2 separate regions of the Homo sapiens genome follow, and region 1 is linked to region 2. A link is an interaction called in ENCODE POLR2A ChIA-PET data of the cell type or tissue named here. Cell type or tissue: endothelial cell of umbilical vein. All regions are shown on one strand. Each heading gives the region's core, and the rest is flanking DNA. Links, peaks and the distances in the headings are about the cores only. Region 1 overlaps OPRD1 (opioid receptor delta 1). Region 2 overlaps YTHDF2 (YTH N6-methyladenosine RNA binding protein F2).

Region 1 (17,132 bases), core at 5,025-9,024, 86 kb after region 2:
CTTACACAGGGCAGCCTGGCCTAGGGGCTACTGATAACACATGATAGGCCTAAAGAACTCCAGGTTCCCTGGGACAAGGCCAACAGCAGGGAGGCAGCCCTGTCCTTCATCAGCAGGTGGACTAGGGTTCAAATCCAGCTTCTTGCTGGCTGTCCACTGTTGAACTCAGCGTGCTGTCTGTTTTCTCATCTGTGAAATGGGGATGATAGAAAAACTCTACATCATTGGGTTGTCCCCCCTGAAGTACCAGGCACAGTTCTAGGTACTTGGGATGCAACAGTGATGAAGACACAGTCCTTGCCCTCATGGAGCTGACAGTCTAGTGGGGAAAAGATGGACAGTAAACAAATAGATATAAGGCTAAGGCTATAGGCAGTGAAGTCAACCGAAACAGGCATTGGGTGAGAGGGTGGCGGGGCTGCAGTTGTACAGGCATACCTCAGAGATACTGTGGTTTGGGTTCCAGACCACTGCAATAAAGCAAATATCTCAAAGCAAGTCACACACATTTTTTGGTTTCCCAGTGCATATAAAAGTTGTTTACAGCTGGGTGTGCTGACTCATGCTTGTAATCCCAGCACTTTGGGAGGCTGAGGTGGGCAGATTGCTTGAGCTCAGGAGTTAGAGCCCAGCCTGGGCAACATGGCAGAACCCTGTCTCTACAAAAAAATACAAAAATTAGCCGGGTGTGGTGACATGCACCTGTAGTCCCAGCTACTCGGGAGGTTGAGATGGGTGGAGCCCAGGAGGTCAAGCCTGCAGTGAACCGAGATCACGCCACTGCAGTGCAGCCTGGGTGAGAGAGCCAGACCCTGTCTCAAAAAAAAATAAAAAAAAAAGTTGTTTATACTGTAGTCTATTAAGTGTGTCATAGTATTATGTCTAAAGAAAAATATACATACTTCAATTTTAAAATACTTTTATTGCTAACAAAATACTAATGATCATCTGAGCCTTCAGCAAATCATAATCTTTTTGCTGGTGAAAGGTCTTACCTCAATATTGATGGCTGCTGGTTGGGGGTAGTGGTTGCCGAAGGTTGGGGTGGCTGTGGCAATTTCTTAAAACAAGGCAACAGTGAAGTTTGCTGCATCAATTGAGTCTTTCTTTCATGAAAGATTTCTCTGTAGCATGCGATGCTGTTTGATAGCATCTTACCAACAGTAGAACTTTCAAAATTGGAGTCAGTCCTCTCAAATCCTATTGCTGCTTTATCAACTAAATTAATGTTATATTCTAAATCCTTTGTTGTCATTTCAACAAAGTTCACAGATCTTCTTCACCAGGAGTAAATTCCATCTCAAGAAACCACTTTCGGCCAGAAGCGGTGGCTTACGCCTGTAATTCCAGCACTTTGGGAGGCCAAGGTGGGCAGATCCCTTGAGGTCAGGAGTTCAAGACCAACCTGGGCAACATGGCAAAACCTTGTGTCTACAAAAAAATACAAAAATTAGCTGGGCGTGGTGGTGTGCGCCTGTAGTCCCAGCTACTAGGGAGGCTGAGGTGGGGGGATTGCTGAAGTCCGGGAGGCAGAGGTTGTGGTGAGCTGAGATTGCACCACTGCACTCCAGCCTGGGTGACAGAGCAAGACCCTGTCTCAAAAACAAAACAAAACCAAAAGAAACCACTTTCTTTCTTTTTGATTTTTGTCTCACTGTGTTGCCCAGGCTGGAGTGCAGTGGCTACTCACAGGCACGATCATAGCTCACTACAGCCCCAAACTCCTGGGCCCAAGTGATCCTCTTGCCTCAGTCTCCTGAGTAGCTGGTAGTACAGGCGCATGCCATTGCGCCTAGCTTCAAGAAACCACTTTCTTGCTCATCTATAAGAAGCAACTTCTCATCCATTAAAGTTTTTTCATGAGATTGCAGCAGCAGCAATTCAGTCACATCTTCAGGCCCCACTTCTAATTCTAGTTCTCTTGCTATTTCTACTACATCTGCAGTTACTTCCTCCACTGAAGCCTCGAACCCCTCAAAGTCATCCATGAGGGCTGGAATCAACTTCTTTAAAACTCCTGTCAATATTGTTTTTTTCTTTTCCCCCTGCTCAGAGACACAGTCTTAGTCTGTTGCCCAGGCTGAGTGCAGTGATCATAGCTCACTGCAGCCTCAAACTCCTGGGCTCAAACTATCCTCTTGCCTCAGTCTACCAAGTTGCTGGGACTACATGTGTGTGCCACCATGTCTGGCTAATTTATTTATTTTTTATTTTTATTTTTTGTAGAGCCGGAGTTTCTGTGTTGCCCAGGCTGGTCTCGAGCTCCTGGCCTGAAGGGATCCTCTCACCTCAGCCTCCCAAAGTACTGGGATTACAGGTGTGAGCCACCACACCTGGCCACAAATGTACCTAATGGCAACTAGAATGGTGAATTTTTTCCAGCTTTCAGTTTCCTCTGCCCAGATCCATGAGAGGAACCACTATCTATGACAGCTGTAACCTTACAAAATGTATTTCTTAAATAATAAAACTTAAAGGTTAAAATTATTCCTTGATCCGTGGGCTACAGAATGGATGTTGTGTTAGTAAGCATGAAAACAACTTAATCTCCTTGTACATCTCCATCAGAGCTCTTGGGTGACTAGGTGCATTGTCAATAAGCGATAATATTTTGAAAGGAATCTTTTTTTCTGAGCAGTTTGTCTCAACAGTGGGCTTAAAATACTCCATCAACCATGCTGTAAACAGATGTGCTGTCATCCAGGCTTTGTTGTACCATTTATAGAGCACAGGCAGAGTAGATTTAGCATAATTCTTAAGGGCCCTAGGATTTTTGGAATGGTAAATGAGCATCGGCTTCAATTTAAAGTCACCAGCTGCATTAGCCCCTAATGAGTCAGCCTGGCTGGGTGCGGTGGCTCATACCTGTAATCCCAGCACTTTGGAAGCCGAAGAGGGAGAGTCGCTTGAGCTCAGAAGTTCGAAGCTGCACTGAGCTATGATCGTGCCACTGCATTCCAGCCTGAGTGACAGAGTGAAACTCGATCTCTTAAAAAAAAAAAAAAAAAAAAAGCCAGGCGCAGTGGTTCACGCCTGTAATCCCAGCACTTTGGGAGGCCAAGGCAGGTGGATCACCTGAGGTCAGGAGTTTGAGACCAGCCTGACCAACATAGTGAAACACTGTCTCTACTAAAAATACAAAAATTAGCCGGGTGTGATGATGTGCACCTGTAATCCCAGCTCCTCGGGAGGCTGAGGCAGGAGAATCGCTTGAACCCAGGAGGTGGAGGTTGCAGTGAGCCGAGATTGCGCCACTGCACTCCACCCTGGGTAACAGAGTGAGACTCTGTCTCAAAAAAAAAAAAAAAGGAGAGAGAGGGAGCATCAGTCTCTCCTTGAAGCTTTGTAACCAGGCACTGACTTCTCTCTAGGAATGAGAGTCCTAGATGATATCTTACTCCAATAGAAGGCTGTTTTGTCCCCTTGAGAATCTGTTGTTTAGTGTAGCTGCCTTCATCAGTGATCTTTAAAGCCCCATGGACCAGCCTCTGCCACCTTCAAACTTGTCTTCTACAGTTTCCTCACCTCTTTCAGCCTTCTTAGAATTAAAGAGAATTAGGTCCTTACCCTGGATTAGGCTTTGGCTTAAGGGAATGTTGTGGCTGGCTTGATCTTCTATCCAGACCACTCAAACCTTCTCCATATCAGCAGTTAAGTGTATTTTGTTTCCTTTCTTTCTTTCCTTCTTTTAAGACAGAGTCTTGCTCTGTTGCCCAGGCTGGAGTGCAATGGCGCGATCTCGGCTCACTACAACCTCCTCCTCCCAGATTCAAGTGATTCTCCTGCCTCAGCCTCCTGAGTAGCTGGGATTACAGGTGCCCGCCACCACACCAGCTAATTTTTTGTATTTTTAGTAGAGATGGGGTTTCACCAGGTTGGCCAGGCTGGTCTCGAACTCCTGACCTCAGGTGATCCACCCACCTCGGCCTCCCAAAGTGCTGGGATTACAGGCGTGAGCCACCGTGCCTGGCCTTCTAGATTTTGATCTACAGTGCAAGACATGCGACCCTTTCATTTTCTTTTTATCTTCTGAGACAGGGTCTTGCTCTGTCGCCCAGGCTGGAGTGCAGTGATGCAATCATGCCTCACTGCAGCTTCAACTGGCTGGGTTCAAGTGATCCTCTTTCCTCAGCCTCCGAAGTAGCTGGAACTACAGGTGCGCACCACCATACTCAGCTAATTTTTTAATTTTTTGTAGAGATGGGGACTCACTTTTTTCCCAGGCTGGTCTTGAACTCCTGAGCTCAAGCAATCCTTCCAGCTCAGCCTCCCAAAGTGCTGTGATTATAGGTGTGAGCCACTGCACCTGGCCCTTTCTTTCACTTGAACACTTAGAGGCCATTGTAGAGTTATTAATTGGCCTAATTTCAATATTGTTGTGTCTCAGGGAATAGAGAGGCCTGAGGAGAGGGAGAGAGATGGGGCAATGGCCAGTCAGTGGAGCGGTCAGAACATACACATTTATCAATTAAGTTCATCCTCTTACAGGCGTGTGGTTTGTGGCACTCCAAAACAATTACAGTGGTAGCATCCAAGATCACTGATGGCCAGGCACGGTGGTCATGCCTGTAATCCCAGCACTTTGGGAGGCTGAGGTGAGAGAATCGCTTGAGCCCAGGAGTTCGAGACCAGCCCTGGCAACATAATGAGACTCCATCTCTACAAAATGAAAAAAACAATAGCAAGGTGTGGTGGGACATGCCTGTAGTCCTAGCTACTTGGGAGGCTGAGGTGGAAGGATTGCTTGAGCCTGGGAGGTCGAGGCTGCAGTGGGCTGTGATAGTGCCACTGTACTCCAGCCTGGGCAACAGAGTGAGGACCCAGTCAAAAATAAAACAACAACAACAACAACAAAAACACTAATCACAGATAACCATAAGAGATATAATTATGAAAAATTTGAAATATTGCAAGAATTACCAAAATATGACATAGATACAAAGTGAGCACTTGCTGTTGGAATAATGGTGCTGATAACTTGCTCATAGCAGGGTTGCCACAAACCTTCAATTTGTAAAAAACACAATATCTACAAAGTGCTTTAAACGAGGCATACCTGTATATGGAGAGGTCAAAGAAGAGGAGACAAATGAGCAGAGGACTGTTGCTTGGAGGAAGAGTGTTTTAGGCAGAGGGAACAGCAAGGGCAAAGGTTAAGGGGGATGATGCTGTATGGCTTTAGCACAGGGCCTGGCCCACAGCAAGAAGCCATTGGTGATAATGAGGCCTTTTGGATCATTGCCCAGCACCTGGGAACCAGGGCAGGAATTAAGCCAGAGCGGAGATGCTGCTTCTCCTGGCCCCACCAGATGCTGTCCCCACCAGATGCCCCTGCAGGACAGATGGAGATAATCTGTTTCCCTTGGTTACAAAAACTCATCCTCCCACAGTGCTGGGAAATACCCCACATCTAGTGATTTTCCATTCCTCCCTGAGGGGAGCGAATGGAGCTGTCCTGCTGGGAGGGGCAGGTTAGCCACAAGACACTCCTTCCACCTGCCTAGGCCTTGTTGTCCCATATAAGAGAGGGCTCGGCCTGGTGTGGTGGCTCACACCTGTAAGCCCAGCAATTTGGTAGGCCGAGGTGGGTGGATCACGAGGTCAGGAGATGGAGACCATCCTGGCCAACATGGTGAAACACTGTCTCTATTAAAATACAAAAATTAGCCGGGCGTGGTGGCGTGCGCCTGTAGTTTCAGCTACTCAGAAGGCTGAGGCAGGAGAATCGCTTGAACTTGGGAGGTGGAGGTTGCAGTGAGCTGAGATCGTGCCACTGCACTCCAGCCTGGGCGACAGAGTGAGACTCCGTCTCAAAAAAAAAAAAAAAGAGCTCAACAGCAAAGCATAGCATACTGACTCGGTCGGAGTTAACACCAAAAATAGAACTGCTGACTTTTTTCTTTCTTTCAGTGATCATGGCTCACTGCAGGCTCAACTGCCCAGGCTCAAGTGATCCTCCCACCTTAGCCTCCTGAGTAGCTGGGACCACAGGCACCACCATGCCTGGCTAATTTTTTTATTTGTAGAGATGAGGTCTCACTATGTTGCCCAGGCTGGTCTTGAACTCCTGGGCTCCAGTGATCCTCCTGCCTTGGCCTCCCAAAGTACTGGGATTACAGGCATGAGCCACCATGCCTGGCTGACCTTTTTTGGATGCTGACAAGGTGGCCAGCTTTGTGCCAAGCTCTATGTGAAGCATTGCACATAGGTTATTTCATTTAATTCAGCCAGCTCTATGAGTTTAGTACCATGTTTCTCTCCATTTGACAGATGAGAAAACTGGGGCTCAGAGATGATAATTCACTTGCCCAGGGCCACAGTTAGGAAGTGGCAGAGCCAGCCTTTGAACTGAGGCCCCTTGACTCTCAGAGCTCAGATGTACAAAGTGTCCATGAAGCAGTGTCCATGAAGCAATGTCCATGAAGAAGGCTGAACCTATGATACCCTCTGATTTCCACTGTGGAAAAATGACTTTTTGATACAGCCAGGGATTGGGAGAGGCTGTGGAACAGAGCAGACTTATTTGTAATGTCATTAAAATAATTTAAAAAATAATCCATTGTTAATAAACAAAAGGAAAGAGAAGCTCTTTTGGGTCCCAGGCAGAGAGATGGCATAAGAAGTAAAGGCCAAGCTCAGTGGCTCCTGCCTGTAATCAAGTCGGTAGGAGGCCTGCTTTGGGAGGCCGAGGTGGGAGAATCGCTCGAGCCCAGGAGTTCAAGACCAACCTGGGCAGCACAGGGAGACCCCATTTCTACAAGAAATACAAAATTAGCCAGGAATGGTGGCACACACCTGTAGTCCCAACTTCTTGGGAGGCTGAGGTGGGAGAATTGTTTGAGCCCGGGAGCTGGCGGCTGCAGTGAGCTGTGATTGCGCCACTGCACTCTAGCCTGGGTGGTAGAGTGAGACTCTGTCTCAAAAAAAAAAAAAGTAACATACAGCATGGCCAAAGGCCTGGAGTCTGCCTGGGCTTTTTGGAATGCCTGGCTTTGCATCTCAGTTCTGTTCATTCTACACTCCTGGATGAGCGCCTTTCATCTTTGGGTCAGTTTCTTCTATAAACAAAATGGGAATATACTGAGACCCACTTCCTGGGGTGTGTGTGATTCAAATGAGAGAACATGTGTGATGCTCTGAACAGGGGCTCCCTAGCCCATTGTCTTCAAAGGGTATTTCTTTGCTGGGGAGCTGGGTGGGTACAGGTTAGGGAAACTGTAACATCTACATCACTGTCACTAAGAATAATAAACTTGTGGACATTATTTACGTGGAATTGTGGGACTGAAACATTAAGCTGGCAGATGGTGAGGACTCAAAATCATGAAGAACCGAGAAATTACAACTGTGGAAAAAATGAGCCTGTGTTTGACAAGATTAGAAGGCTCTCTACAGGAGACCTTGCATGCAAAATCTCACTGAGTCTTCACAACACTTCTATGAGGTAGGAACAATGTAATGTGCCCATTTTACAGGTGAAGAAGCTGAGACTCAGAGATGAAAGACTTTTGCCTAAGGGCACCTGGTTAGTAAGTGTCTGACAGCAAAGCCCCCCATGTGATGGTGGGTGTCACTGCCCTTTTCCAGCTCAGGAGACTGCGTGGCTCTGTGGCACCAGCCTTGGCCTAGAGCGTGGGCTTTGGGTCTGTATCAGGCATGATCCTATCAGAGAAAAAGCACCAGTAGGATATATTTCAGGGAGTTGGCTTATACCGTTGTGGGGTCTGGCTGGGCAAGTCTGAAAGTGGTAGGTGGAAAACTCAGGCAGGAGCTGATGCTAGAGGTGGAGTTTCTTCTGAGAAATCTGTTTTGTTCATAAGGCCTTTGAACTGATTGGAAAAGGCCAACCCAGATGATCAAGGATAATCTCCTTAAAGTCAGCTGATGGCAGATACTAACCACAGCTACAAAATCCTTTCACAGCAACGCCTCGATTAGTGTCTGATAAAATAGCCGGGTACTATAGTCTAGCCAAGTCGACACATCAGACTAACCATCACGGGGCCAGACAGACCTGGGCTTGAGTCCTGGTACTACAACCTGTCAGCTGTGTTTCGTTGGGCAAGTTTCCCTGACTCTCTGATCCACAGTCCCCTCATCTACCAAATGCCGTGGTAGTGCTTACTACATTTGGCTATCAGGATTAAATGCAATGATATAAATCACAGTGCCTTCATCCAGTGCCTGTCACCTAGAGAGAGGGAAGACACACACAAAAGTAGGTGGTCACAAACCAGTGTTCTGTTTTTTTGTTGCCCAGGCTGGAGCGCAGTGGTGTGATCTCGGCTCACTGCAACCTCTGCCTCCTGGGTTCAAGTGATTCTTCTGCCTCAGCCTCCAGAGTAGCTGGGATTACAGGTGCACTCCACCATGCCTGACTAATTTTTGTATTTTTAGTAGAGACAGGGTTTCACCATGTTGGCCAGTTTGGTATCGAACTCCTGACCTCAGGTGATCCGCCCACCTCGGCCTCCCAAAGTGCTGGGATTACAGGCGTGAGCCACCGCGCCCAGCCTTGAACCAGTGTGTCCCCATGACAGTGCTGCTGCTTGTTTCTGTGCTTGCATTCCCTTTTACCAGTTCCTCCTGGAGGGCAGGAACTGTGTCACATTCATCCTCAATCCTGTTTCGTAGCTTAGTCCCTCACCCTAAGGAGGCATCACTAAGTATTTCTTTCTTTTTTTCTTTTTTTTTTTTTTTTTGAGATAGAGTCTTGCTCTGTCATCCAGGCTGGAATGTAGTAACTCGATCTCGGTTCACTGCAACCTCCACCTCCTGGGCTCAAATGATCCTTCCACCTCAGCCTCCTGAGTAGCTGGGACTACAGGTGTGTGCCACCATGCTGGGTAATTTTTAAATTTTTGATAAAGATAAGGTCTCCCTATGTTGCCCAGGCTGGTCTCGAACTCTTGAGCTCAAGTGATCCTCCCACCTCGGACTCCCAAGGTGCTGGGATTACAGGTGTGAGCCACTGTGCCCATTCAGGTACTTCTTAAATATCCAGATGGCACTTTGTTAACGAGATTTGGTCTGTAGAGTTGTTGGGATCTATAATAAAAATCACCCAACTACGAGACAAGAGGGCAGTAAGATGTGCAGGAACCTCAGGCTGCTGTCTCCTTCAGAGAAACCCCTGACTTTTCAGCTTAGAAAGTCTTTCCTCCAGGGAGCCTTCTCTGATTGCTCCTCACCGCCCTTCCAGCCAACAGGTAACCCTCCTCTATGTTCCCACAGTGTCCTGTGTGTCCCCCGCCATTGGAATAGGGTCTATGCACTATTTCAGACACCTGTTTGCTCCCCTGTTCTGCTCTCCCCACCATGAGTGGGTGTGGGGTAGAGGGAGTATATCCTTTGTTCATAGCTGGAGCCCCAGCAGAGGGTCCAACACTCAGACAGCATGTCACTAGGTGTTTGTACAAAGGACCTGTCCTATTTCCAGAGGTCCAGGGTCTGATATGCCACATCCTTGTGGGAGTCTGCGTTCTTGGGCCCCCATTGTGCCTGCTGCCCCATCCCTGGTCCAGCCACCCCTAAGCCAGAAGCAGAGCCAGGGTGGTGGGGAGGAGCTGCTCTTCCCTGGCTGCCATGAGTGTGTTGTTCTTGAACTGAGGTGAACGAGGCATCTGTCCTGCTTCTTGTTGAGTGTGACCTGGCTGGCCTCCCTGCTCATGTTCAACTCTGGGGCCTGGATTTCTCTGTTCCAGCCTTTAATCTTCTCCTATGACATGCTCTCTGGGCTTCATTATAATTAACCACTTTCCTTCCTCAGGCTGTGCCAAAACTGAGACAGCTAATTAATTTCTGGCCACTTGCCACTCTCGTTAAGTGGTGGGCAGGGATGCAGCCTGCAGCTCTTGCTGCCCAGCTGGGCTTGTTTTGCCAGTCGTGGAGGGCAACCACCCTTTGTCTGCAAATAGAGGGAGCCCCAGCTGGACCCCGGCTGACTGGCAGTAGCTTCATTGAAGCTATTTGTTCCCCCACAGTGGGCAGAGCCTTTGTGATCACTGTGGTAGATGTGCCTTGGTTTCCTCATTTGTAAAATCAAGGGAATGAACTTGACCTGCAGCAGGGAGAAGATTGGGTGGTGGTTAGGAGTGTGGGTTCTGGAGTCCAAGGAACCTGAGACCCAAGCTAGGCCCTGCCATCCCTAGCTGTGGGCCTCTGGGTGAGTTACTTCATCCCTCTGAGCCTCAACATTCCCCACCTGTAAGATGGGGAGAGCAGTGCTCACCTCCTGTGGCGGTTGTGCGGATTCAGTGGGTTATGGAGCACATGGCTGCCACTTAGGAGGGAGACTGGCACATAGTGAGCGCTCGTAAACGCTCTACCCAGACATCTCTCCTTCTAGGCTAACATTCTATATTCTTGATGGAAAAAAGGCCTTCTGTTGTGAGAGCTGGGGTGTGGAGCAATTTTAACAGACATTGCTTCTGTGTTTAGGCCATGCCTGGTGAGATGGTTAGCCCCTTCGTATAGTTCCCTAGGGCTGCCATAGCAAATTGCCATAAACTGGGTGACTTAAAACATAAGACATTTCAGCCAGGCGCGGTGGCTCACGTCTGTAATCCCAGCACTTTGGGAGGCCAAGGCGGGTGGATCACAAGGTCAGGAGTTCAAGACCAACCTGGCCAATATGGTGATACCCCGTCTCCACTAAAAATACAAAAATTAGCCGGGCTTGGTGATGTGCGCCTGTAGTCCCAGCTACTCAGGAGGCTGAGGCAGAAGAGTAGCTTGAACCTGGGAGAGGTTGCAGTGAGCCGAGATCGCGCCACTACACTCCAGCCTGGGCGACAGAGCGAGATTCCATCTCAAAAAAAAAAAAAAAATTAGACATTTCACAGTTCAGGAGGCTAGAAGTCTGAAATCAAGGTGTTGGCTGGGCTGTGCTCCCTCCGAAGGCTCCGTGGAAGAACGCCTGCTGGCCCGGCTTCGGTGGTTGCTGGCAATCCTTGGCATTCCAGCTACCTCACTTTAATTTTTTCCTGTTTTCACATGGCCATGTATGTCTCTGTGTCTTGTGTCCTTTGTTTGATACAGGGCCTCTCTCTGTTGTCCAGGCTGGAATGCAGTGGCATGAACACAGCTCATGACTTCCTGGGCTCAAGCAATCCCAAGTAGCTGGGACCAGTGTGTGCCACCATGCCCAGCTATTTTTTATAGCAGCGGTCCCGAACCTTTTTGGCATCAGGGACCAATTTCGTGGAAGACAAGTTTTCCATCGATGGGGGCAGGGTGGGGGAACGGGGATAGTTTCAGGATGATTCAAGCTCATTACATTTATTGTGCACTTTATTTCTATTATTATTACATCATAATATATAATGAAATAATTATACAACTCACCGTAAGGTAGAATCAGTGGGGCTCCTGAGCTTGTTTTCCTGCAACTAGGTGGTCCCATCTAGGGGTGATGAGAGACAGTGACAGATCATCAGGCACTAGATTCTCATAAGGAGCTTGCAACCTAGATCCCTTGCATATGTAGTTCACAGTAGGGTTCACGCTCCTATGAGAATCTAATGCCATTGCTGATCTGACTGATCTGACAGGAGGCGGAGCTCAGGTGGTAATGCGAGCAATGGGGAGTGGCTATACATACAGATGAAGCTTCACTCGCCCACTGCTCACCTCCTGCTCTGTGGGCTGGTTCCTGTAAAACAGGGTTGGGGACCAGGTGCAGTGGCTCACACCAGGAATCCCAGCACTTTGGGAGGCCAAGGCAGGCAGATCACGAGGTCAGGAGATCGAGACCAGCCTGGTTAACATCATGAAACCCTGTCTCTACTAAAAATACAAAAATTAGCTGGGCATGGTGGCGTGCACCTGTAGTCCTAGCTACTCGGGAGGCTGAAGCAAGAGAATCACTTGAACCCAGGAGGCGGAGCTTGCAGTGAGCCAAGATCGTGCCACTGCACTCCAGCCTGGTGACAGAGTGAGATTCCGTCTCAAAAAAACAAAAAACAAAAAAAACAAAAAAAAACCCAAAAAATGGTTCGGGACCCCTCTTTTATGGAGAGTCTCACCGTATTGCCCAGGCTGGTCTTGAACTCCTGGACTCAAGTGATCCTCCTACCTCAGCCTTCCAAAGTGGGATTACAGGTGTGAGCCATGACACCCAACTCTCTCTTCATGTAAGGACACCAGTCATATAAGGACCCACCCTAATCTAGTATGACCTCATCTTAACTAATTACATCTGCAAAGTCCCTATTTCCAAATAGTGTCACATTCCGATGTTCCTGGTGGACATGGATTTTGGGGCACACTATTGAATTCAGTATACCCTCCCAAGGCTTACTTTCCTCCTCTGTACACTGAGGATGGCAGCAATTTCATAGGGTTTTTGGAGTGATTAAATGAGGTGATCTCTGTAAATGTCATAGTAGCATTCGATAGAATGTGTCAGTTGTGTAAGCACTGAGTCCACATAGCTGCTGAGATGGAGATGGTGGTGAAATGATGATAGTGATTGAGATGGTTCCATTCATGGACCTACCCTATGCTGGTTAATCACTAGACACAGGGACCTAGAATGTAGACATCTGCCAAGAGCCGGGACCTTGTCAGAAATTCTGAAGTCTTGGACAGGATTCTCCTTCCCCTTTAGCCTCAGCCACCTTGAACCTCACCTGAGACTTAGTTCCTAGGTCAGCTTGAAGAAGCAGAAGGAACTTGGTTTCCCAGAAGTCAGCAGAACAGATTTTCTGTGTGACCTTGCACAACTGTTTTCCCCTTTCCAGGCCTCAGTTTCCCCATCTGTAAAGTGAGAGAGGAGGTTTGAACCCATTGTTACCCATCAGAGCCTCTTCCAGCACTGAAGTTCCAACACAGGGCTCTGTGTCTCACCCCCATGGTGGCAGGTTACCAAGAGCCAGCAGAGAAGTCAGGGGCCCTGGGACTCCAGGGGCAGCCTCAAAGGTACATTTTGGATCCATCTTGTTCACTTGAGCAAGAAGAGAAGCCACTATGATATGGGTGCACCAGGCAGAGTGCTAGGAACATGGCAGGCATTACCTCATTTGATATTCCCCACACCATCACGAGGCAGGAAAGATCATGATAACCAGTTCACAGAGGAGTAAACCGAGGCTCAGAGAAGTTAGAGCTCACCCAAGATCAATGCAATTAGTTAGGGACAGAGCTGGGGCTTCAGTAGGTGTGTCCAGTGTCAAAGTCCATGCTTCTCCTTGGGCTGCCCTTTTTTTTGGTTGTTGTAAGAGATGGGATCTAAAGCTGTGTCGCCCAGGCTGAAGTGCAATGGCTATTCACAGGCACCATCGTGGCACACTACTGCCTTGAACTTCCGGGCTCAAGTGATCCTCCTGCCTCAGCCTCCCAGGAGCTGAGACTATGCATACTTTTTCAGATTAGTTCCCTGGGGCTGCCAAAATAAATTACTGCAGACTTGATGGCTTAAAACAGAAATGTATTCTCTCACAGTTCTGGAGGCCAGAAATCCAAAATCAAGGTGACAGCAGGGCTGTGCTTTCTCTGAAGCCTCTTGGGGAGAATCTTTCCTTGCTTCTTCCCGTTTCTGGTGGCTCCAGGCTCTTCTTAGTTTGCAGCTGCATCGTCTAATTTCTGCTTCCCTCTTCACACGGCCCTCTCCTCTCCTCCCTGTGTGTCTCTTACAAGGACACTTGTTGCTGGAGTTAGAGTCCCCCTCAATGATCCAAGATGGGCTTGAGATCCTTAACTTAATTATGACTGCAAATGATTTTGCATTTATAGTGAGCAGCTGTTATTTCTGAGAGCTCGAACAGCATTTGGGAATAAAATTAATTCTAAATACTCCAGCAATCCACACTGGATTTGGTTGGAGACCAAATGAGCTTTGGTCTAGGCTGGAGCCGTTTGTTCAGTTTGGTTCCTGAGGTACCACAGGGTCAGTGCGACTGGGTGTAGACGTTCTCACCTTGTTGCTGTTGTTGTTACTGTTTTTGATTTTAGGTCTCTTGCCCCCACCTTGAACTCATGGGCTGTTGTGCATCAGTGGGAAAAAAAAACCCTCAGTTTAGTTAACGACAAATTAGCTACCTTGGATAAATGATCAGAGTAAACATTTCCCCCACGACCAGCAGAGCTGAGTCACTTCAGACTTCAGGGCAAACCGGGTCAGGCCCAGGCATCCTTCAGGGCACCTGGGCTGGCCCAGGGTGAGCATGGGAGAAGGTAGGAAGGGAGGGAGGGAAGAAGGACGAAAGGAGACAGTGCAAGGGGAAGGGAGGATGAGGAAGAGAGATGCTCTGATTCGATCTCTTTGGTCTGTTGCTCATTACTGAGGATCAGGGCACCCTGGCACCTGCACTCAGGGTTCCTCCAGTAAGCGCTGTGTCTCCTCTGAGCCTGGCCCTGTGCTGGGTGCTAGGTCCTGGGAGACAGCATGAAGGGGACACAGTTCCTGCCTGAGGGATGTCTCAGTCTAGTGTGGAAGACAGACACATGAACATTTATTCATTTCACAAATGTGTTTTGAGTACCTGCTTTGTGCTGGGTGCTGCTGTAGGTTCTAGGCTCTTCGTGATAGCCAAGACAGACGTGATCCCTGCCCTCTGGGAGCTTATATATATATGAGATAGAGTCTCGCTCTGTCCCTCAGGCTGGAGTGCAGTGGCGTAATCATAGCTCACTGCAGCCTCTACTTCCTGCACTCAGGTGATCCTCCCACCTCAGCCTCCCGAGTAGCTGGGATTACAGGCATGAGCCACTACCTGGCAAAAAGAGTATGTGAAGGACACATAGAGTACTTTGGGTCCACAGGAGAGAAGCTAAAACTGAAGCCAAGAAGAAGGCACTGGGATTTCGGGGAAAAGCACTGGGTTTGACTCTCTGCTCAGCCTATTTGCCACTCTGCAGCCTGGGGCAAGTCCCACTGTCTGTAAATTGGGAATAATAAACACTGTCTGCCCCATAGTGAGGATTAAATAATGTAAAATACGGGGCCAGGCGTGGTGGCTCATGCTTGTAATCCCAGCACTTTAGGAGGCCAAAGTGGGTGGATCACTTGAGGTCAGGAGTTCAAGACCAGCCTGGCCAACATGGTGAAATCCCGGCTCCACTAAAAATATGAAAATTAGCCGGGCATAGTGGTGGGCAGCGGTAATCCCAGCTACTCGGGAGGCTGAGGCAGGAGAATCGCTTGAACTGGGAGACGGAGGTTGCAGTGAGCTGAGATCACACCACTGCACTCTAGCCTGGGAGACAGAATGAGACTCCGTCTCAAAAAAATAAAAAATAAAAATGAATAAATAAAGTAAAATGCTTATCCCAGTGACTGGAATATAGTAAGTGTCCAACAAATGTTTATTATCTGTTAAAAAACAAAACCAATTACAGGCTTAAGGAGCACATAAACCACACCTGAGAAAGACCTAGCACATAGTTATCCATGAATACTGGCTGCTGCCCCCTTGGGACCAGAGGTGTACATTTTGTTCTGAATTGACCTGTCCTCTTTGCTCCACTGGGCCCCACATTCGTGCCTGTGACGTTGTTCTGATGTTTATAAGTCTGTCTCTCCCTGACCCCACCTGGGCTGTGAGCACATTGTCTCCAAATCCTTAAACCAGAGCCGGGTTGGGGAATGTGTGAGAAGCAGATGAATGCTACGGTGTGGGCCCATCCCCAGCCCAGCCCGGCCCCTTGCCATGGCCAAGGTTTCACAGGTGCAGGTGGCAAGGAGGCTGGGGGAAAGCGGACACAGACCCAAGTGGTTATGAGCTTAGGCTCTGGAAACCAGATAGATATGCGCTTGTGTCCTGTCACCGCCACTTCTTAGCTGTGTGTTTTGGGTGAGCATCTAACTTAGCTCATTTGTAGGATGAGGCTGAGATGAAATCCTGCATTCACTGCTTTTGGCATAGTGCTTGGCGCATAAGAGAATATTGTTTAAAGGAAACAACTCACCCAAAGCTGCTGGTCCTGTCCCATTGACACCTTGCACAAAGGAAGGAATGTATTGATCTTCTGGGCACTGGGCATTTATTTATTTATTTTTATTTTATTTATTTATTTATTATTATTATTATTTTTGAAACAGAGTCTCGCTCTGTCACCCAGACTGGAGTGCAGTGGTGTGATCTCAGCTCACTGCAGCCTCCGCCTCCCGGGTTCAAGCGATTCTCTTGCCTCATCCTCCTGAGTAGCTGGGACTACAGGCATGCACCACCACACCTGGCTAATTTTTTTTTTTTTTTGTATTTTTAGTGGAGATGGGCTTTCATTATGTTGGCCAGGCTGGTCTTGAACTCCTGGCCTCAAGTGATTCACCCACCTCAGCCTCCCAAAGTGCTGGGATTACAGGCATGAGTCATTGTGCCGGCCTTATTTTTATTTTTATTTTTATTTTGAGACAGGGTTTCACTCTGTTGCCCAGGCTGGAGTGCAGTGGCATGATCATGGCTCACTGCAGCCTCAACCTCCCAGACTCAAGCGATCCTCCCACCTCAGCCTCCGGGGTAGCTGGGACTATAGGCATGCGCCACCACGCCCAGCTAACTTTTGTATTTTTAGTAGAGACGGGGGTTCGCCATATTGCCCCAGCTGGTCTCCAACGCCTGAGCTCAAGCAATTCACCTGCCTTGGCACCCAAAATGCTGAGACCACAGGCATGAGCCACTGCACCCGGCCTGAGCACCGGGCATTTAGACGTCGGCCGCTCTGACCAACTGCTCTGGCTTTGCCTGGGGAGAACATTCTTACCAGGAGCTTACTTGTCAGTCAGCACTTGGGTATTCAGTTGAGAAGCCCAGCTCTCCAGAGGCCCAGGAACAAGTGTGGATTGAATGTGGCCTGGCTGTGCCAGGGTACAACCAGTCTCCATCAAACTGAAAGAAAATTAATAGAGGTGGTGATGATCCTTCTGCAGTGGGGGCTTGTTTAACAGAGGAGTGTAGGGCTCCGAAAGGAACACGCATAGCCACTCAGTGCTTGGTGCTAAGGAAGCTTTGTGGATTTGGAATCAGAAAGAAAGCAAAGGGTTTCACAAAGGTATCTCACGGTCAACAGAGGTTCAGCCAGAGCTTTCCAGTCCCTACCCCCTGATTGGATCCAAAGGGTGATGATTAAACCCTAAAATAAAAAAGCAGGCCAGGTGTAGTGGCTCATACTTGTAATCCCAACATTTTGGG
Region 2 (9,668 bases), core at 5,669-9,668:
CAATCTCGGCTCACTGCAACCTCTGCCTACCAGGTGATTTTGCCCGCCTCAGCCTCCCAAGTAGCTGGGACCACCATGCCCGGCTAATTTTTTTAATTTTTTTGTAGAGATGGGGGTTTCACTATGTTGCCCAATCTGGTCTTGAATTCCTGAGCTCAAGAGGTCCGCCCTCCTCGACCTCTCAGAAGTGTTGGGATTACAGGTGTGAGCCACCATGCCCGGCTGAGTCAGGAAATTTTTGAGTTGAGCTGCACCTACATCTGTGGAGAATACTTTATTTCTCACCGAAGGGAGGTGTAGGATTTATAAAATGGAGTGAAAGTTAAAATACTGTTTAGCACAAATGAAGATCAATAACGTTGGAGGTTTTTGTGGCATAGTCTTTTAAAGTTGCATGTAGATTCAAATACTAATATGACCTGTGCATGTAGAAACTTGTTTGATTCAGCAGTTCTTTTGTATTATTATCTCTGATTCCAAAGACAGTTACACTGTTGTAACTAATTTAACTCCCCAGATTAATAGGCCAAAAGGAAAACTGGCAATATATCTTCCAAAATGCCCTGAAAGGTCAAGAAATTTATAAGTTCTGAACGTATGCTGTATGAAACATAGTTGGTAGTCCTGAATAACTGCATGCCCATATATGGATCTGATTATCACATAAAACTTGTAGAATCCCTGTGTAAAATTTTCAACACTGAAAGTATAGAAACCACTTGAGCAAGTGATTGGAAAAAAGTTTTCACAAAACACAACCAGTTAATCAGGAAAAGTAGGGAAGGAAGTAGAGGAATGAACTATTAATAGGTTCCTGCTATTGAAGTAGTTTGCTTACATAATCATTATAACAGGGAGAGTTGGAGCATTTAGAAGCATAATTCTAGGTAGTTCTTGTAAAACATTGTGTAATTCAAATTTTTTAGCTTGAGCATGTGGGAGCCTGCCAGTTCAGGTACAGACATTCAACTGTGTCTTGGCATAACCTGTGATATTAAGTGCATTTGATTTTTCTTTCTCAGGTAAGCCAAAGCTTAAATGTCTTTGTTTAAAAAAAATTTGGCTAATAATATAAATCTTAGATGAGTAGATGAGGAAGGGTAACCTGAGAATCTAGTTCATTGTCTAGAGTAAGTCATCTACTTTTTAGCCAATTTTTCATTACCCTATTTTGGAATAATACTTCAAGTTTAATCTGTTGATTATAGGCTGAATTTCTTATATATGTGGATTTGGGTCTGCTAAAATTTTTAACCTTACCTTTGTGAGAAATTTTAAATGTGAAAAGGGTATGTGTGAAAAGACCTCACTTTTGTTTTTATGTATTATTTATTTATTTATTTTTGAGATAGAGTCTCACTCTGTCACCCAGGCTGTAGTGCAGTGGTGCGATCTCGGCTCACTGCAACCTTCACCTCCTGGGTTCACACCATTCTCCTGCCTCAGCCTCCCGAGTAGCTGGGACTACAGGCGCCCGCCACCATACCTGGCTAATTTTTTGTATTTTTGCTAGAGACGGGGTTTTAACTGTGTTAGCCAGGATGGTCTCGATCTCCTGACCTCGTGATCCTCCCACCTTGGCCTCCCAAATTGCTGGGATTACAGGTGTGAGCCACCGCGCCCGGCTATTTATTTTTTTTGAGACGGAGTCTTGCTCTGTTGCCCAGGCTGCAGTGCAGTGGTGCAGTCCGGCTTACTGCAACCTCTGTCTCCTGAGTTCAAGCAATTCTCCCACCTTAGCCTCCTGAGTAGCTGGGATTACAGGCAGGTGCCACCACGCCTGGCTAATTTTTGTATTTTTAGTAGAGACGGGCTTTCACCATGTTGGCCGGGCTGGTCTCCAACTCCTGGCCTCAAGTGATTTGCCCGCCTCAGCCTCCCAAAATGCTGGAATTACAGGCGTGAGCCACTGTGCCCGGCCTGTTTTTATTTTATTTTTTTGAGACAGTCTGGCTCTGTTGCCTGGGCTAGAGTGCAGTGGTGCCATCTGGGCTCACTGCAACCTCGGCCTCTTGGATTCAAGTAATTCTACCGCCTCAGCCTCCTGAGTAGCTGGGCCTACAAGTGTGTGCCACCATGCCTAGCTAATTTTTTGTCTTTTTAGTAGAGACTGGGTTTTATCATGTTGGCCAGGCTGGTCTCGAACTGACCTCAAGTCATCCACCCCTCTGTCTCCCAAAGTTCTGGGATTACAGGCGGGAGCCACTGCGCCTGGCCATATTTCTCATTTTACATCCTCCAGAAACCACTGTGCATTTCCTTTTCAGGTTATAACTGAGTAGTGGGATCTATTGATATTCCCAGATAGTTTGCCAAGAGGCTAGCACTATAAACTGGTAGTGAACCTTGCTTTTTGGTTTATGATTGAGGAACGGCTGTACAGACATTTGGGCTAGAACTTGAAATTTCCATTTCTTTTTGTTATTCTTGTTTTATTATCACCTGGTTTGTATAGGAAGTTGATAAAAGGATTATCTCAACACTCAGGACTTAAACAGTTTGTGAAATGCTAAGTTTTCTCTTTACTTAGTTGTAGTGCTAAAGCTAAGGCCCATATTCACTGTATCAGCTTAACTTTAAATGTTTAAACATTTCAGTTATTACACCAAAATTTCTTATGATATAAAAAATGCCCTTGTGTTTATAGGAAATCATCTGATGTGCTGCACACTTTTTTTTTTTTTCCTGGAGATGGAGTTTCACTCTTGTTGCCCACAGGCTGGAGTGCAGTGGTGCGATCTAAGCTCACTGCAACCTCCGCCTCCTGGGTTCAAGTGATTCTCCTGCCTCAGGCCTCCCAAGTAGACAGGGTTTCATCGTGTTGGCCAGGTTGGTCTCGAGCTCCTGACCTCAGGTGATCCACCCGCCTCCACCTCCCAAAGTGTAGGGATTACAGGTGTGAGCCACCGCGTCCGGCCTGCACACTCCTTTTTATAGTATATTTGAATTGCGTGACTAGGTGGGGGGAGGAAATAGCCTGATGTTAATTTTTTGTGTTTTGATTTGCCTTTTTTTTTCTTCCACAGAATAATGCATATACTGCCATGTCAGATTCCTACTTACCCAGTTACTACAGTCCCTCCATTGGCTTCTCCTATTCTTTGGGTGAAGCTGCTTGGTCTACGGGGGGTGACACAGCCATGCCCTACTTAACTTCTTATGGACAGCTGAGCAACGGAGAGCCCCACTTCCTACCAGATGCAATGTTTGGGCAACCAGGAGCCCTAGGTAGCACTCCATTTCTTGGTCAGCATGGTTTTAATTTCTTTCCCAGTGGGATTGACTTCTCAGCATGGGGAAATAACAGTTCTCAGGGACAGTCTACTCAGAGCTCTGGATATAGTAGCAATTATGCTTATGCACCTAGCTCCTTAGGTGGAGCCATGATTGATGGACAGTCAGCTTTTGCCAATGAGACCCTCAATAAGGCTCCTGGCATGAATACTATAGACCAAGGGATGGCAGCACTGAAGTTGGGTAGCACAGAAGTTGCAAGCAATGTTCCAAAAGTTGTAGGTTCTGCTGTTGGTAGCGGGTCCATTACTAGTAACATCGTGGCTTCCAATAGTTTGCCTCCAGCCACCATTGCTCCTCCAAAACCAGCATCTTGGGCTGATATTGCTAGCAAGCCTGCAAAACAGCAACCTAAACTGAAGACCAAGAATGGCATTGCAGGGTCAAGTCTTCCGCCACCCCCGATAAAGCATAACATGGATATTGGAACTTGGGATAACAAGGGTCCCGTTGCAAAAGCCCCCTCACAGGCTTTGGTTCAGAATATAGGTCAGCCAACCCAGGGGTCTCCTCAGCCTGTAGGTCAGCAGGCTAACAATAGCCCACCAGTGGCTCAGGCATCAGTAGGGCAACAGACACAGCCATTGCCTCCACCTCCACCACAGCCTGCCCAGCTTTCAGTCCAGCAACAGGCAGCTCAGCCAACCCGCTGGGTAGCACCTCGGAACCGTGGCAGTGGGTTCGGTCATAATGGGGTGGATGGTAATGGAGTAGGACAGTCTCAGGCTGGTTCTGGATCTACTCCTTCAGAACCCCACCCAGTGTTGGAGAAGCTTCGGTCCATTAATAACTATAACCCCAAAGATTTTGACTGGAATCTGAAACATGGCCGGGTTTTCATCATTAAGAGCTACTCTGAGGACGATATTCACCGTTCCATTAAGTATAATATTTGGTGCAGCACAGAGCATGGTAACAAGAGACTGGATGCTGCTTATCGTTCCATGAACGGGAAAGGCCCCGTTTACTTACTTTTCAGTGTCAACGGCAGTGGACACTTCTGTGGCGTGGCAGAAATGAAATCTGCTGTGGACTACAACACATGTGCAGGTGTGTGGTCCCAGGACAAATGGAAGGGTCGTTTTGATGTCAGGTGGATTTTTGTGAAGGACGTTCCCAATAGCCAACTGCGACACATTCGCCTAGAGAACAACGAGAATAAACCAGTGACCAACTCTAGGGACACTCAGGAAGTGCCTCTGGAAAAGGCTAAGCAGGTGTTGAAAATTATAGCCAGCTACAAGCACACCACTTCCATTTTTGATGACTTCTCACACTATGAGAAACGCCAAGAGGAAGAAGAAAGTGTTAAAAAGGTAACCCACTTCTTCTTATTAAGATTTTTAGGGAAGGAGGAACCAGAGAGAACAGAAGAGGTATTATATAGTGAACCGTTAATAAAAACTCTGTAAATGAATACAGTATCACCTAACAGTTCAAGGCTTTATAGAAGTATAATTGGTTTTAATACTTGAACCCTAATGTGAAGGAATGTGAGAACATTAGTAGAGGACAGAAATACGGACTTTGAAAGGAAAGCAAAAACAGTACAAGGAAATCAGACAGAAACAGTACATGATGCAGAAAGAGGTGAAGAATGAGTCAAAGAGATGCAGAGGGGTAATGGAAGTGATAAAACCATAGAAATTAAAGCAGAAGATTGAGTCTATAATATGGCAGAGAAAAATCGAAATGTTCTCTGTTGGATTAACTTGGCCTAGCTGGGGTTTTGTGGTTATTTTCAAGAGTCAATATGTCATCACCAACTCTTGAAATCACTTCTGTCTTCCCTGTGACAATTGGCGGTGTAAAAGAGTCACTTCTGATTTCCTCTGTAACAAGTGGGAATCTTGGGCAGAATGATGAGGAATGGATTCAAACTAGAGTTGAATTTGAAAGAGTTGGTAGCGTTTGCTCTGTGAGTATTGAGTGAATGTAAACTTTAGGATTATAAGAGGATGATAAAACTGGTTGGAGCAGATAATGATATATTATCTGGGATTTATACTTACTTTTTTTTGGACAGGGTTCTCTGTTGCCCAGGCTGGAGTGCAGTGGCATGATGTCCGCCCACTCCAGCCTCCACCTTCTGGGCTCAAGTGATCCCCCCATCTCAGCTTCGTGACTAGCTGGGATCACAGTCATGCACCACCATGCCCGGCTAGTTTTTCATGTTTTTTGTAGAGCTGGGTTTTGCCATGTTGCCCAGGCTGGTCTTGAACTCCTGAGCTCAAGTGATCTGCCCCTGCCTCCCAAAGTGCTGGGATTACAGGTGTGAGCCACTGCAGCTGGCCTAGACATTGTTAAATGTAGGAAGTAGGTGAAAAGTTTATGAGCAAGGAGAAATTTTTCTTTGAAGATCTGTGTATTAGTGGTTGAGAGAATCCTGAGTTGATTAATCTCAAATATAAAATAAAGTCTAACAAGCAATGTTTTCCTTAAATTTGTTATGAATTCATAGGGATCTTATACGTGATCTAGGATCTGAGGCATTGTTAGGCTGCTCTATGAGAATTTACTCCTTTTAGCAGTGGAGGAAGGGCTCGTTGGTACAATCTTCTTGGAGGTACATAGTTGTTAAAGTAGGGATGGTTGCTATTTTATCTTTCAGTGGGTACAGATTAATAAGAAATGGGAGTTACACTTGTCAGTGACACTAAAAGCATTGGGAATGGAGAACCAGATTATTGAAAAGTTGGCTAATAAACTTCCTTTTTGATAGTCCTTTAAACTCCTCTCTTCCCCACAGTTTAATAGTTTAACTTAAAGTCTTCCATATTAAGCCTGGCGTCATGGCTCACGCCTATAATCCCAGCACTTTGGGAGGCTGAGGTGGGCAGATCACCTGAGGTCAGGACCAGCTTGACCAACATGGAGAAACCCCGTTTCTATTAAAAGTACAAAATTAGCCGGGTGTGGTGGCACATGCCTGTAATCTCAGCTACTTGGGAGGCTGAGGTAGGAGAATCACTTGAACCCCGAAGGCAGAGGTTGCGGTGAGCCGAGATCGTGCTCTAGCCTGGGCAACAAGAGCTAAACTCCCATCTCCCCCCGCCCCCCCCCCCCAAAAAAAAACTAACATATTTTGGCCTGGCGTGGTGGCTCACACCTGTAATCCCAACACTTTGGGAGGACGAGGCAGGAGGATTGCCTGGGCCTAGGAGTTTAAGACCAGCCTGGGCAATGTAGTGAGACCCCATCTCTCTAAAAAAGAAAAAATTAGCTGGGCATGGTGGCACACACCTGTTGTCCTAGCTACTTTGGAGGCTGAGGAAGGAGGATCCCTTGAGTCCAGGAGTTAGAGGTTGTAGTGAGCCATGATTGCATCACTGCACTCCAGCAGGGGCAACAGAGTGAGACTCTGTATCAAAAATAAATAAAATTTACAGTATTTTGTAGAAAAAGATAGTTTATTGGTGCTTTTTGCTAGACATCTGAAGGGCTCTAAATGGTCATCAGGCTTCTGTTTCTAGAGGGACAAGTAAGGAGGCCATGATCTTTTAGGCATCTTTTAGTAGCATAGCAGATTTATAGACGTCTGAGGGGCATCTAGGTGCTTGGTTTGTCCACTTGAAATGTGTACTATCTTATTAATCTTTATAATAAAATTCTGTCCTACATCTTGTGATTAAAAGCAGGAAGGAAATGATGAATTTAATGCACAGCATAGTTGTTAAGATAGACTTGTATGTGTTAGGGCCAGTGGGGAAATACAGGGTGATTTTCTTTTCAATTTTGCATTGCTGGGGCCAGATGAAGAAATATGGGTTTAGAAATGGAGTAGCAGGCTGGGCGCAGGTGGCTCATGCTTGTAATCCCAGCACATTGGTAGGCAGAGGCGGGCCGATCACTTGAGGTCAGCAGTTTGAAGCCAGCAGTTTGAGGCCAGCATGGTGAAATCCCGTCTCTACTAAAAATACTACAAAAAAAAAAAAAAAAATTAGCTGGGTGTGGTTGTGGGTACCTGTGATCCCAACTACTTGGGAGGCTGAGGCAGGATAATTTCTTGGACCCGGGAGGCAGGGGTTGCAGTGAGCTGAGATCCTGCCACTGCACTCCAGCCTGGGCGATAGAGAGAGACTCTGTCTAAACAAACAAGTAGCAAATTTAGGTTTTGTTAATTTAGCTTTTGGCCAGGCTCTGGCTCACGCCTGTAATCCCAGCACTTTGGGAGGCCGAGGTGGGCGGATCACCTGAGGTCAGGAGTTTGAGACCAGCCTGATCAACATGGAGAAACCCTGTCTCTACTAAAAAATACAAAATTAGCTGGGCGTGATGGTGCATGCCTGTAATCCCAGCTACTTGGGAGGCTGAGGCAGGAGAATCGCTTACACCTGGGAGGCGGAGGTTGCAGTGAGCTGAGATGGTGCCATTGCACTCCAGCCTAGGCAACAAGAGTGAAACTCTGTCTCAAAAAAAAAATTCAGCTTTTAATCAAGTATGTATTTTGATTATGTTTGCTAGAGTGGTTCAGTTAATGATAATTGAACTTGATATGTAGGTGTAAGATTCGTTTGTTGGAATTGACCAGCCTTTTAATGTTTTCATAGAATGAGTGCAATAGTAAACAGAATTTAGCGTCTTTGGTAAGCTAACTAATGGCTCTTTTTAAAAACCATTGCCCAGCGCGGTGGCTCATGCCTGTAATCCCAGCACTTTGGGAGGCCGAGGCGAGCAGATCACGATGTCAGGAGTTCGAGACCAGCCTGGTCAACATGGTGAAACCCTGTGTCTACTAAAAATACAAAAATTAGCTGGGCATGGTGGCAGGTGCCTGTAATCCCAGCTACTACTTGCAGTGGGCTGAGATTGAGCCATTGCAATCCAGCCTGGTGAAAGAGCAAAACTTGTCTAAAAAAAAAAAAAAACCATTCCATAAAGACTTTTTTTTTTTTTTTTGAGAGACGAATCTCACTCTGTCGCCCAGGCTGGAGTGCAGGGGTTTCACTGTGTTAGCCAGGATGGTCTTGATCTCCTGACTTTGTGATCCTCCCGCCTCTCCCTCCGAAAGTGCTGGGATTACAGGCGTGAGCCACCACGCCCAGCCCATAAAGACTCTTGATAAGTGAGTATCCTAGTTCTCAGCCGGTGAGCAAACCACCAAATAAAGGCTTCAATTATACTTCTGTCAGGTTACTTTTTAGTTTACTCTCTTGTAAGAACTGCTGGCACTGGCCGGGCGCGGTGGCTCACGCCTGTAAGCACAGCACTTTGGGAGGCTGAGGCGGGCAGATCACAAGGTCAGGAGATCAAGACCATCCTGGCTAACATGGTGAAACCCCGTCTCTATTAAATAAACTACAAAAAATTAGCTGGGTGTGATGGTGGGCTCCTGTAGTCCCAGCTACTCGGGAGGCTGAGGCAGGAGAATGGCGTGAACCCAGGGGGCGGAGCTTGCAGTGAGCCAAGATGGCGCCACTGGACTCCAGCCTGGGCGACAGAGCGAGACTCCATCTCAAAAAAAAAAAACCAAAAAAAAGAACTGCTGGGATTTCAGGAAGATGCCTATGATTGCTTCTAAGCCCAGTTACCATTTTAGTTAGTACTGCCTTACTCTCCTGTTGGTTACTATTTTCCTTAACATCTTTACATAACTGATTGTAAACTGTTCTTACAATCTTTATTAGGCTTTAAAGAACAAGCAGGTTTTATGAGAATGGGGCTCATAGCTCATTGAGATGGTAGACTCCCTTAGGTGAAGTGTTTGTGTGTGTACCTTTGTAGTATTTACGAGATTGCAGAAGCTTTCATGCCAGATGGGTGGTAACCCCATAAAGAAGTAGGGAAGTACTTAAACTTCATCCTGAAGGTGTCACAGCTGTTTTAAAGTTCCATGATTGGGCAGTATCTTGGCAGAACACACTGAAGCAGAGCCACAGCCATTTTTGCCTAGCATTATTACTGACTTGTTCTGCATGATCTAATTAACATAGAACCTTCAAGCATTAGATCTGTCAGGCTTGAAACTTAGAGCAAATTTTAGTGACATGTTTGATAGATGTGACTTACTTTTATTTTTTTAAAAAGCAATATACTGTGCTTTAGGTGTGGTTTACCTTGTTGAATACTGCAGATACTATTGTGTGACCTTTCTGCGTTTATTTAGAACTTTTCCCCAGTTAAGTATTCCCTATGACATCACTTTTGTTGGCTTCATAGTATTGTCAGACTTACTATAATTTACCAATCCCTAATTGTTGAATATGTCAACAATTTGTATTTTATTTTTTCTAATTAAAATAACACTACACTGAACATCCTTTTGTATAAATATTTACATCTGTCCTTTAGTAGTTAAATGTGTCAAAGGTATATGGTTTTTTAAAATTAGTATTTAACCACAAACTCAGAAATTCTTACTAAAGGGGTATGTG

Evidence for each region. Peaks named below come from ENCODE experiments on the same cell type or tissue, not always from the same donor. Only the 100,000 strongest peaks of a DNase experiment are listed, where the experiment ranks them.
Region 1: POLR2A ChIA-PET joins it to region 2 with 9 read pairs; 8 of 35 experiments call an interaction of 5 or more read pairs at or near these places.

What each region holds. Positions count from the first base shown.
Region 1 is chr1:28,825,697-28,842,828 of GRCh38, forward strand. The region is part of intron 1 of OPRD1 (opioid receptor delta 1); the gene reads left to right. Among named protein-coding and RNA genes, the nearest start is that of OPRD1, 22 kb to the left of the region's middle. RefSeq lists enhancers at 9,462-9,962, 9,963-10,463. In endothelial cell of umbilical vein, for the core only: no CTCF peak of the experiment used is centred there; no DNase peak of the experiment used is centred there.
Region 2 is chr1:28,739,377-28,749,044 of GRCh38, forward strand. It overlaps YTHDF2 (YTH N6-methyladenosine RNA binding protein F2), which reads left to right. Exons shown (of 5, transcript NM_016258.3): 4 at 3,027-4,610. Among named protein-coding and RNA genes, the nearest start is that of YTHDF2, 7.3 kb to the left of the region's middle. RefSeq lists enhancers at 3,913-4,421, 9,417-9,668 and a silencer at 8,619-8,842. In endothelial cell of umbilical vein, for the core only: no CTCF peak of the experiment used is centred there; no DNase peak of the experiment used is centred there; H3K27ac peaks cover 861 bases.